Regions from separate parts of the Homo sapiens genome. Here region 1 is linked to region 2. A link is a contact called in ENCODE Hi-C or POLR2A ChIA-PET data. All regions are on one chromosome and are shown on one strand. Each heading gives the region's core, a stretch centred on a gene start or an enhancer-like site at or near the end of the contact. The rest is flanking DNA. Distances are from core to core; before and after follow the strand shown. Region 1 overlaps LOC105370866 (a long non-coding RNA gene). Region 2 overlaps DENND4A (DENN domain containing 4A).

Region 1 (5,447 bases), core at 828-3,327, 170 kb after region 2:
AGCCAAGGTGGGAGAATCACTTCAGGCCAGGAGTTTGAGACCAGCCTGGGGAGCATGGTAAAACCCTGTCTCTACTAAAAATACAAAAATTAGCCAGGCATGGTGGCACACACCTGTAATCTCAGCTACTCGGGAGGCTCAGGCAGGAGAATAACTGGAACTCGGGAGGTGGAGGTTGCAGTGAGCCAAGGTCATGCCGCTGCACTCCAGCCTGGGCGACAGAGTAAGACTCCATCTCAGAAAAAAAAAAAAATTGCATAACAAAACCTTCTCTCTGGAAGACAGCAACTGCAGTCTTTACCACCAGAGAATCTCATGTATGGCTTCCACATGGCTGTGAATAAATGATTTTGTCCTGCAATCTCCTCCTTTGTCTGGCTGAGTTTATAAAGTGCTTGCTACTCAGGCATCAAGAGTATTTCAGCAGACATCTGCACATCCATTTGCTTATACTTTCATCCTATAATTATTTAATTACCTTCTTTTAGTGCCTATAAATAAGAGCTCTGTCATCTGAGAAAAGCCCAGGAAAAATAGAAGGACCATAGAATTTATTTTATTTTATTTAATTTATTTTTTTTTTTTGAGACTGAGTTTTGCTCTTGTCGCCCAGGCTGGAGTGCAATGGCACGATCTCGATTCACTGCAAACTCTGCCACTGGGGTTCCAGCAATTCTCCTGCCTCAGCCTCCAGAGTAGCTGGGACTATAGGCATGCACCACTACATCTGGTTAATTTTGTATTTTGAGTTAACTTCAGGTGATTTCGCCTGCCTCGGCCTCCCAAAGTACTGGGATTACAGGTGTGAGCCACTGCACCTGGCCAGAAGGGCCGTAGAATTGAAATTCAGGTGGGAAAACCACTTTCCCATCTTGGCATGCACAACAATGCCCCCTGTTGACTGAGGCATGCCAGCTTAAAAACAACAACAAAAACAAAGAGTAAGAAAAAAACCAAAATAAAACAAAACAGTCCTCCCCGCAATAACAACCAGCTTTATTGAGGTATAATTGTTATACAATAAATTGTCCTACTTAAAGGGTACAATTTGATGAGTTTTAACATGAGCATATGCTGGTGAAACCACTGCAGTCAAGATAATGAACGTTTCTATCCCAGACAGCTTTTCCATTTCAGGGCAAACAGGGTGAGCACCTAGTTCAATACTATGTGGTAAAAGCTATACCCTCCTTTTAAAAATAATAGCACCGGCCCCTGCAGGGCCTTATTTATTTATTTATTTATTTTGTAGAGATAAGGTCTCCCTATGTTGCCCAGGCTGGTCTCAAAACTCCTAGGCTCAAGTGATCTTCCTGCCTTGGCCTCCCAAAGTGCTGGGATTACTGGTGTGAGCCACCACACCCGGCTAAGGGCCCTCTTTATTTCAGTGTCTGTTCTCATTGGAAAGAGAGCCCTCCATTTGATCTGTATGTGGCCTTTCCTCCTCTCGTCCAGTTACAAGGCTTGTCATTCTGTTGAAGGCTAACTTCTGTGGTGCTTTGGTTCTTATCCTCTTCCAGCTTTCTAGAGATTCCTTTTTAGGGAGCAGTCTCTCTCTCTGCTGAATCATTCACTTATCTACTAGCTCCTTTTCAATAGTAAAAACAAATACAAACAAAGCAAACAAACAAAATTAGTACCTCTTTCTGCCTCCCCCTTCCTCCCTTTAGGCACCCCTTGCTGTACCTCATGCCTTCTTTTCTCGGCCAGACTTCCAGAAATAATTGTCCAAACTCACTCTCTCTCTCTCCACTTCCTCACTTCCCTCACTCTCTTAAAGCCACCCCCACCACCACCACCACACAGATACTATTCTTGACTAGGTCACTCACTACTTCCCTGTTGCTCAGTCCACTGGACCCAACTCAGTCCTTATCATACTCAGACACTGTTGACCATTCTGTCCTTTAAAAAATAGCTTTGTTTTTACAAAAGCAATTGATGCTTTACAAAAAAAAAAAAAGGCAAACAATAAATGAAAGAATTAGGAGGCTCCTCCATGGTTCACTTGGTCTCACTGCTGCAAACAGGGCCAGTACTGCAAGAACTCTCAGCAGCCAGCCAGCCACCCAGTGCAGCTGCCCAATTCACAGAGCAGCCCCAGAAAGTCCCAGAAATTAGTCACTGTAGCCTTCTAATTTGGGGAAATTTTCTTTTTTTTCCTCTTTTTTTTTTTTTTTTTTTGAGACTAAGTCTCACTCTGTTGCCCAAGCTGGAGTGCAGTGGTGCGATCTCAGCTCACTGCAACCTCCACCTCCCGGGTTTAAGCGATTCTCCTGCCTCAGCCTCCCAAGTAGCTGGGACTACAGGCACATGCCACCACGCCCAGCTAATTTTTTTGTATTTTTAGTAGAGACGGGGTTTCACTGTGTTGGCCAGGCTGGTTTTGAACTCCTGACCTTGTGATCAGCCTGCCTCAGTCTCCCAAAGTGTTGGGATTACAGGCGTGAGCCACCGCACCCAGCTGGGAAATTTTCATACTTGCTCTTTCATAGACATTATGGAAGCTTTGCAAATTTTTTTTTTTTTTTTTTTGAGATGGAGTCTCGCTCTGTGGCCTAGGCTGGAGTGCAGTGCCACGATCTCGGCTCACTGCAACCTCCGCCTCCTGGGTTCAAGCAATTCTCCTGTCTCAGCCTCCTGAGTAGCTGGGATTACAGGCACGCACCACCAAGCCTGGGTAATTTTTGTTTTTGTTTTTTGTTTTTGAGACAGAGTTTTGCTCTTGTTGCCCAGGCTGGAGTGCAGTGGTGCAACTTCGGCTCACTGCAACCTCCGCCTCCCAGTTTCAAGCGATTCTCCTGCCTTAGCCTCCCTAGTAGCTGGGATTACAGGCATGCGCCACCAGGCCTAGCTAATTCTGTATTTTTAGTAGAGACAGGGTTACTCCACGTTGGTCAGGGTGGTCTCGAACTCTCAACCTCAGGTGATCCTCCCGCCTCAGCCTCCCAAAGTGCTAGGATTACAGAGGTGAGCCACATGCTTGGCCTTGTATTTTTAGTAGAGATGGGGTTTCACCATGTTGGTCAGGCTGGTCTCGAACTCCTGACCTCATGATCTGCCCACCTCAGGCTCCCAAAGTGCTGGGATTACAGGCATGAGCCACCGCACCCAGCTGGACAAATTTTATATAAATAAGTACATACATACATGATCGGATGCGGTGGCTCACACCTGTAATCCCAGCACTTTGGGAGGCCAACGCAGGTGGATCACCTGAGGTTGGGAGTTCGAGACTAGTCCGACCAATATGGTGAAACCCCATCTCCACTAAAAATACAAAAATTAGCCGGATGTGGTGGTGCGTGCCTGTAATCCCAACTACTTGGGAGGCTGAGACAGGAGAACTGCTTGAACCGGGAGGCAGAGGTTGCAGTGAGCTGAGATTGCGCCACTGCACTCCAGCCTGGACCACAGAGCAAGATTTCATCTCAAAAAAAAAAAAAAGGAAGGAATGCCATCATCCCAAACCAGGTGTTCTGGGAATGGGGTTGGCAGATTAACAAACAAACAAACAAACAAACAAACGTACATACATATATAAACAGAGAAGGGCCTATATTCAGTAACTCTTCAATTCTGGTCCTAAAAGTGGCTTTCAATCCTGCCCTAGAGATGACACAATCCTGGATCTACGTAACTAGCCCATGTTGGTCACTTTGAGCAGGAAGCCAGTCAGGGCATGGCTTTCCTGATAGCTACCAGTCATGTTCCCCTCCTTAAAGCTTATCTTTAAGAGAATGACAGGAACGAAGCACACAGACATATGGGATCTTGGGAGGCTGACCAAGTCATTTTAAAGGCTTATGCATTTTTAGACACATACAGAAAAATGGGTTTCTCATGACCAGTGATTTTACCCAACATAAGAAGGAAATAAAAGTCACCGCCAAAATCCCACCGCCCATAGCATCCATACCAATTTTGGTGAATATCCTTTAGACATCTTTATGCAGTATATATACCTAGAGGTATATGAATATAGTTTCACATATGTGAGATGATAATTTATATATTATTCTGTAATTGCTACATTTACTGAGAATATGCAATGGGTAGATTTCCAAGTCAATAACCGTAGACTAACACCACGATTGTTAATGATCAACAGCTATTTGTAATATTTACAAACCATGATTTATGCAACCTTTCTCCTGTTGTTGGCCATTTCGGTTGTTTGCATTGTTTAATATTGTAAACTACACGTGAAAAACATCCTGTGTTCTGCTTTTGTGCAATTTTCTCCTCAGGGTAATTTCTAGAAGTGGACAAGTTCAATACAATGGTGTGTCCATTTTATGATACAGTTACCTGACTGTCTTCTGGAAATTTTACTCCTACCAACACTGGATTTAAGGACATGTTTGCCCCACTGTCAACAACATTGAGTTTTATCGATTTCTGATTTTAGATATGGGTCTTGTAGTCTGATTCTGTTTTTGGACTAATTTAAATATATTTCTTTCAATAACAGTTTATTTCATTCACATAATTTTAATTATTAGATGTGACTCTCATTCTGTCTTTCTGTTTTGTTTTCTATTGTTATGCTTGCTTGGCATATATTGTTTTCTGTCTTTCAGTAAAGTATATGTTCTTCAGATTTTTTTTTCTTCCGGTAATTTTGAGAGGATTTTATCTGCTTTAAAAAAGTTCTAGGCCAGGCGTGGTGGCTGTCGCCTGTAATCCCAGCACTTCGGGAGGCCAAGCTGGGTAGATCACTTTGAGGTCAGGAGTTCGAGACCAGCCTGGCCAACATGGTGAAACCCCGTCTCTACTAAAAATACAAAAAATTAGCCGGGCATGGTGGCATGTGCCTGTAATCCCAGCTACTTGAGAGGCTGAGGCATAAGAATTGCTTGAACCCTGGGAGGCGGAGGTTGCAGTGAGCCAAGATCATGCCACTGTACTCCAGCCTGGGTGACAGAGTGAGACTGTGTCTCAAAACATAAAAAAAAAGATTTTTTAAAGTTCTGTAAGTGGACATTTGTGCCTTTCATATATACTTAGTTTTGTTTTTCTCAAACAATGCAATATTTGCTCCATTCTAATAATAACAATAGCTAACATTAACTGTATGTTTACTGTGTCCTCGTAACAACCCTATGAGGTGGATGAAAATATGTTTTCCTTCCTTCCTACAACTTGCTCATATCTCTAGGCTTGGGTCATCTAATCTGAGTGCTTCGTGTACTTCTCAACTTCCTTTGGCTGAGCGCAAGAAGATGAGGTGGGAGGATCCTGGAGCCCAGGAGTTTGAGTCCAGCCTGGGCATCAGAGTGAGACCTTGTCTCTAAAAAAAATAAAGAAAAATTCCTTTCTGCAGGGCATGATGGCTCATGCTTGTAATCCCAGCAGTCTGGGAGGCAGCACTCAGGAGGCAGCCATGAGAATCGCTTGAATCTGGGAAGCAGACGTTGCAATGAGCCGAGATTGTGCCACTGCAG
Region 2 (5,698 bases), core at 459-2,958:
ATAAAAGAATAAAGAAATTTAGGTCTGATGTTGAAAACTATCAAGTTTCTATAATACTACAGAAACACAACATTAGAGGCCAAGAAGGAATTGCTAGGACATTTCTTTATCCAAAGGACCACAGCTGGATTGCACAGACCAGTGAAACTTAAAGGTTTGAAAATGCCAATTTTTAATTTTACCAGGTACAGATGTTAAAAACCACCAAATACCACACACACTTTTTTGGTACTTTGCTTTGCATACTCAATAAAAACAGTAAAAATAAATAATAGCCTTTTCCCACCAGGATTGACAAAAAGTTTTTTTGCCCATATTTTCTTTACACTAGTCCTTTTATGGTTTCATTTTTTAAATTTAAATTTTGCTTCAACAGAAATTTTTTTTGGTTTGTGTGTCCTAACTTCCTATATTATGGGCTACCTCTGGGAAAATAATCCAAATATCTGAAATCACCATGTAATGATTTTTTTTTCCCTTTTCCACATGGCAACAGATGGAGCTAACAGACTGTTACTTTTATTTTTAAGGACGTTATACCAAGGTCTGTGTGCCTTTTCCCCAGAAGATAGTCCACATGTGACAAAAAGGGACAACAGAGGTTTACAAGCTTCTGCTAAAAGTTTCTCTCAGTCTAGAAATCATGCTAACTTATTGCTTATTTTAAACACATACTGGATAAAAATTTGCCCCTCAGAGAGCCAAATGGGGTATGAATTATAACAATGTCACTAAGATCCTATTTTTCTGCTTTGGGGAGGTGACGGACCTAAGAACATCTTTCCTCTCTGAAACAGTACCACAGTGGTACCCATGAAGGCTTGTTGGAGTTGAGTCAAGTGCATGAGCAAGTGAGCTTCTCTAGCTTGGAGGTCCGGAATTTTTTAGACATTCAAGGAAATCCCACCTTTGGCAGAGGGCTAGAGTAATATCTGACTACAGTCTGGGCTTGTATTAGGTAGGGAATAAAGGGATGGTAACAAGGATCTGAATAATCCTTTTTGGTATCCTCTGTTTCACCATAGTTAAAAGGCCTAGCTCAAATAACACTATTCATGATTTTGGTTAAGTTCTGGCATCTTTCTCAAGTGGCTAGAATGACTATCCCAATGCCATTTAATAGTCTACCTTTCCTAACATTTTATTTTTTATATATATGTGTGTGTGTGTATATATATATATATATATATATTTTTTTTTTTTTATTTTTTTTTTTGGTTAGACGGAGTTTCACTCTTGTTGCGCAGGCTGGAGTGCAGTGGCACAATCTCGGCTCACTGCTGCCTCCGCCTCCTGGGTTCAAGTGATTCTCCTGCCTCAGGCGCCTGAGTAGCTGGGACTACAGGCATGCGCCACCACGCCTGGCTAATTTTGTATTTTTAGTAGAGATGGGGTTTCACCATATTGGCCAGGCTTGCCTCGAACTCCTGACCTCAGATGATCTGCCCGCCTTGGCCTCCTACAGTGTTGGGATTACAGGCGTGAACCACTGCACCTGGCTGATTTTATTATATATTATATTCCCATAGATATTTATGTTTATTTCTAGACTCCCTATTCTGTACCATTGATTTTTCCAGCTCTGCCCCTGGTAGCATTACCCTGATGTAATTACAGTAGCTTCTAGAAAAGAATCACCTTCTGTTGATTCTTTTTTTATCAGATAAGGTCTTGCTCTACAGCCCAAGCTGGCATGCAGCTGCACCGTCATGGCTCACTGCAGCCTCGACTGCCCAGGCTCACATGATACTTTCACCTCAGCCTCCCAAGTAGCTGGGACTACAGCCATGTGCCACCACATCTGGCTAACTTTTTTTTTTTTTTGGTAGAAATGGGGTTTCACCATGTTGCCCAGGCTGGTCTCAAACTCCTGGCCTCAAGCGATCCACCCACCTTGGCCTCCCAAAGTGCTGGGATTACAGACATGAGCTACCGCACCCGGCTCCTTTCAATTAAATAATTTTTCCTGACTAGTCCTTTTCTTGTCAGATTAACTTTTAAAAATTGAAATATAATCCATATACCATACAATTCACTAACTTAAAGTGTACAATTTAGTGTTTTTTTGGTATATTCACAAGATTGTACAACTATCACCACTGCCTAATTCCAGAACATTTTCATCTCACCAAAAAGAAACCTTATACCAGTTAGCAGTCACTCCCTATTCACCCCACCTCTTGGTCCTTAGCAACAACTAATCTACCTTTATATAATTACAGATTTAATATTACTAATAAAGTATAACTACTAATATAAAAATACTTTGAAAACTATTCCATGATATATAAATATTACATATTAGATATAAAGCTAAATTACCTATATCAATGTTTTCTCTTCCCAGTGCCACAAGTGAGAGAAATAGTATTTCTCTGTATAAACTCCTAGGGAGAAAAAGTCATGGAGAAAATATTAGTATCCATATAGTCCATATGTTCCCTATAAAAAATTTAATGCTATCATAAGCATGAGATATTCTAACAAATTACTAAGCAAACAATATGAATCTGCCTAGGAGAACAATATATTCGTCTAAGAGAAGGACTTACCTCTGTCTTTTAAAATGTGGACACTTATTCAGTGTCTCTAAAATCTGACTCATTGGTCCATAGACATCATTCATTTTAATGCTTTTTACCATACTTTTCAACAGTTCCTGGTTAAATGAGTTATCACTTTTTTGCAATAAATGGACCATTGGATATTTTTGGGCTGTAAACGAACAAAAGAACAGATGAAGGAAAATGTTCTGTGTAGAAAGGAGAAAGAAATTAAGCAGCAACTGACAGATATTAAGTTACAAAGCACTAAAAATAAATTAAGGGCAATAGATAAAGAAATAGGAATCCAAGAATGAAGAAAGCAAAAAATAAGACAAATAATGACAAAAAAAGGTCTAAAGCTTTCTGTGGTCTTAAATAGACAATAACTAAGAATATTGTTTCCCTTAATACAGCCTCTGATGAAAATTCTAAATCAGCAGCCTGGGATGGAAACAAATAAAAAATAAGTAAAAAGAAGAAATTGGGATGAGCAATGTGCTGAAAGCTGAATTCTGCAAAACACAACCAACCCCTCCAGCACATACACAGCACCCCTCAAAAAACCAAACCAAAACAAAAAACAAAAAACAAAAAAAAACCCTTAGACCTCCATAGAAGGTAGCACTAAAAAAATCAAACACTCACTCTCAAACAAAAGAGTACGACTTTGACCTGTAAGACAAAAAGTAGTACAGTAAAATAAAAGTCAGTTATACATTGGTTTATGCTATTTAAAGCTAGTAGAGATTACTCTCATATGAACAAAGTCAGCATTCTATGATGGCACTTACTGTGTGCATTCCAGAGAATGTACAAGGGCTGTCCCGGATCCTGATGTAACTTCATATTGTCCCATAACATTTGTATTAAAACATATTTGCTATCTTCAGACATACAGTGGCGGGGAATCTGTGTTATACAATAAACATTCATTAATGATCCTTACATGATAATTTTTCATAAGTATTTTATAAAATTCTTATAAATATTTTTTAGGATGTATATGTGCGAGACAGAAAAGAGAACAGAAAAAGACTGATTTATCTACATTTGATATCTACTACAGGAAGATGGGCTGTGTGGAAAAGCTAATGATCTCTAAAGATCAGATATAACAAAGTACTTGAGATCCGTGAGAAAGGGTACCAAGAAGAACTCATCTTGCTCCTCTTGCTCATGATTGAAAGTCACAGAAAGATAAATCCAGGAGTCCCATCCTATATCATCCAACACCCTGGCCCAGATAACGCTGAGTTCACATCTTTGTCACTCATGTATGATGTACTGAAAATCCGAAGCACATGCACAATCATAGGCATGCAGCACAAGAAGAGAGAAGGCAAGGTTCCTGAACTTAGAGACCACCATTTAGTGGCAGTGGCAGTATATGAAAAAGTAAAGACACTTTTATAAAACAACATACCGAAAATACAAATGAACATATAACAAACAAATGGCCTAAATGTTAAACAAAAATCCAGGGTAAAGGAATGACGAGAGTGGTAGCACATGATTGCAATATGAATTTCAATAGTCCCCCTTTATCCTCAGCAGCTATATTCCAAGACCTCCAATGGATACCTATAACTGCAGATAGTACCGAACCCTATATATACTGTATTTTCCTATACATACATACTTGTGATATTTAATTTATAAATGAGGCACAAAAAGAAATTAACAATAACTAATAATAAAATAGAACAATTAAAACAATATGCCAGCATCACTGCTTTGTGCCATTAAGTAAAACAGGAGTTACATGAACACAAGCACTGTGATACCATCACAGTGGGTCTGATAACAGAGATGGCTACTCAATGATTAACAAGCAGGTGGCATACACAGCGTGGATACACCGAACAAAGGGATGATTCACATCCCAGATGGGACAGCACGAAATTTCATCATGCTACTCAGAACAGCATGCAATTTAAAACTTATGAAGTGTTTCTTTCTGGAAGTTTCCACTTAATATTTTGAGACCACAGTTACCATGGGTAACTGAAACCTCAGAAAGGAAAACCATGAATAAGGAGGGACTGCTGTATAGATATCCTTAAAAAGTGTTAGGCTTGGGCTGGACACAGTGGCTCCTGCCTATAACCCCAGCACTTTGGGAGGCTGAGACAGGAGGGTCACTTGAGCCCAGGGGTTAGAGGTCACAGTGAGCCATGACCACACCACTGCACTCCAGTCTGGGTGACAGGGCGAGACCTTGTGTCAAAAAAAAAAAAAAAAAAAAATTAGGCTTGTTTTGAAAGAAGTACAAGATGTAAGTGGGCCTAACTCACAAATCTGCTTCCTAAGAGTCATTTCCAGTTTATTCTTGAAGCAATAGCAAAAATTCAAGTACGTTTAATGTAAATTTTAGGAGAAGGCAAAAAAAAAAGACTCTTATTGCTAGCCTGTAAGAAGAAAATATTATTTGTAAATACAACTAAAACAATTCTATTTATCTAATGACCCAGAGGGCTATTAAAAATATTTAGCATAGGCTGGGCACGGTGGCTCACGCCTGTAATCCCAACACTTTGGGAGGCTGAGGCAGGTGGATCATAAGGTCAAGAAATCAAGACCATCCTGGCCAACATGGTGAAACCCCGTCTCTACTAAAAATACAAAAATTAGCTGAGCGTGGTGGTGTGTGCCTGCAATCCCAGCTACTTGGGAGGCTGAGGCAGGAGAATTGCTTGAACCCTGTAGCTGGAGGCTGCAGTGAGCCGAGATAGTGCCACTGCACTCCAGCCTGGCGAAAGAGTGAGACTACGTCTCAAAAAATAAAATAAAATAAATTTAGCATAAAAACAGACCTTACTTTTTAATCATTAGGAATATGCAAACATTACAATGGTAACAGAAGCATTCATTGCCTTTTAATTTTTAGTCTCATACCTTTGAATACTTGTTACAGTGCTCAGAAGAAAGAATCAATCCAGGTAAGTTACTGGGCAAGTCAAGACGTCTGAAATACCATACCAGGTTCCAAAAAACAATTGGATGATGGTCCACAAAGTCTGCTACTGTTATTGCATGATCACCTTCATTTTCCAATAAGCTTTCAAGTTCTTTCCATACCACTAAAGGACTAAGATACGGAACAGTGACAGGATCGGGACTTGGAAGGTGCCATTCTAAACCTAAAGAATCCT

What was found. Hi-C counts contacts between places; a loop is a spot of excess contacts on that map. ChIA-PET counts read pairs that join two places held with the same protein, here RNA polymerase II (POLR2A). Pooled maps may share reads with other maps.
Region 1: a map with no recorded cell type shows a loop between it and region 2 (2.4-fold over the local background). The contact joins two enhancer-like sites. A Hi-C loop is called at or near these places in 1 of 168 maps with a recorded cell type or tissue (PC-3), 2 of 37 single-sample maps with no recorded cell type and 2 of 50 pooled maps. POLR2A ChIA-PET finds 5 or more read pairs at or near these places in 4 of 52 experiments (IMR-90, MCF 10A, activated CD8-positive, alpha-beta memory T cell and 1 more).

Annotation. Positions count from the first base shown.
Region 1 is chr15:65,836,019-65,841,465 of GRCh38, forward strand. The region is part of intron 1 of LOC105370866 (a long non-coding RNA gene); the gene reads left to right. Among named protein-coding and RNA genes, the nearest start is that of TRQ-CTG1-4, 30 kb to the right of the region's middle. Within about 2 kb of position 2,078, at least 2 of the 41 ENCODE cell types and tissues checked have a DNase peak (open chromatin) inside an H3K27ac peak, as active enhancers do.
Region 2 is chr15:65,662,008-65,667,705 of GRCh38, forward strand. It overlaps DENND4A (DENN domain containing 4A), which reads right to left. Exons shown (of 33, transcript NM_001320835.1): 29 at 5,442-5,696; 30 at 3,338-3,455; 31 at 2,553-2,715; 32 at 2,323-2,387. Among named protein-coding and RNA genes, the nearest start is that of SNORD13E, 32 kb to the right of the region's middle. Within about 2 kb of position 1,709, at least 2 of the 41 ENCODE cell types and tissues checked have a DNase peak (open chromatin) inside an H3K27ac peak, as active enhancers do.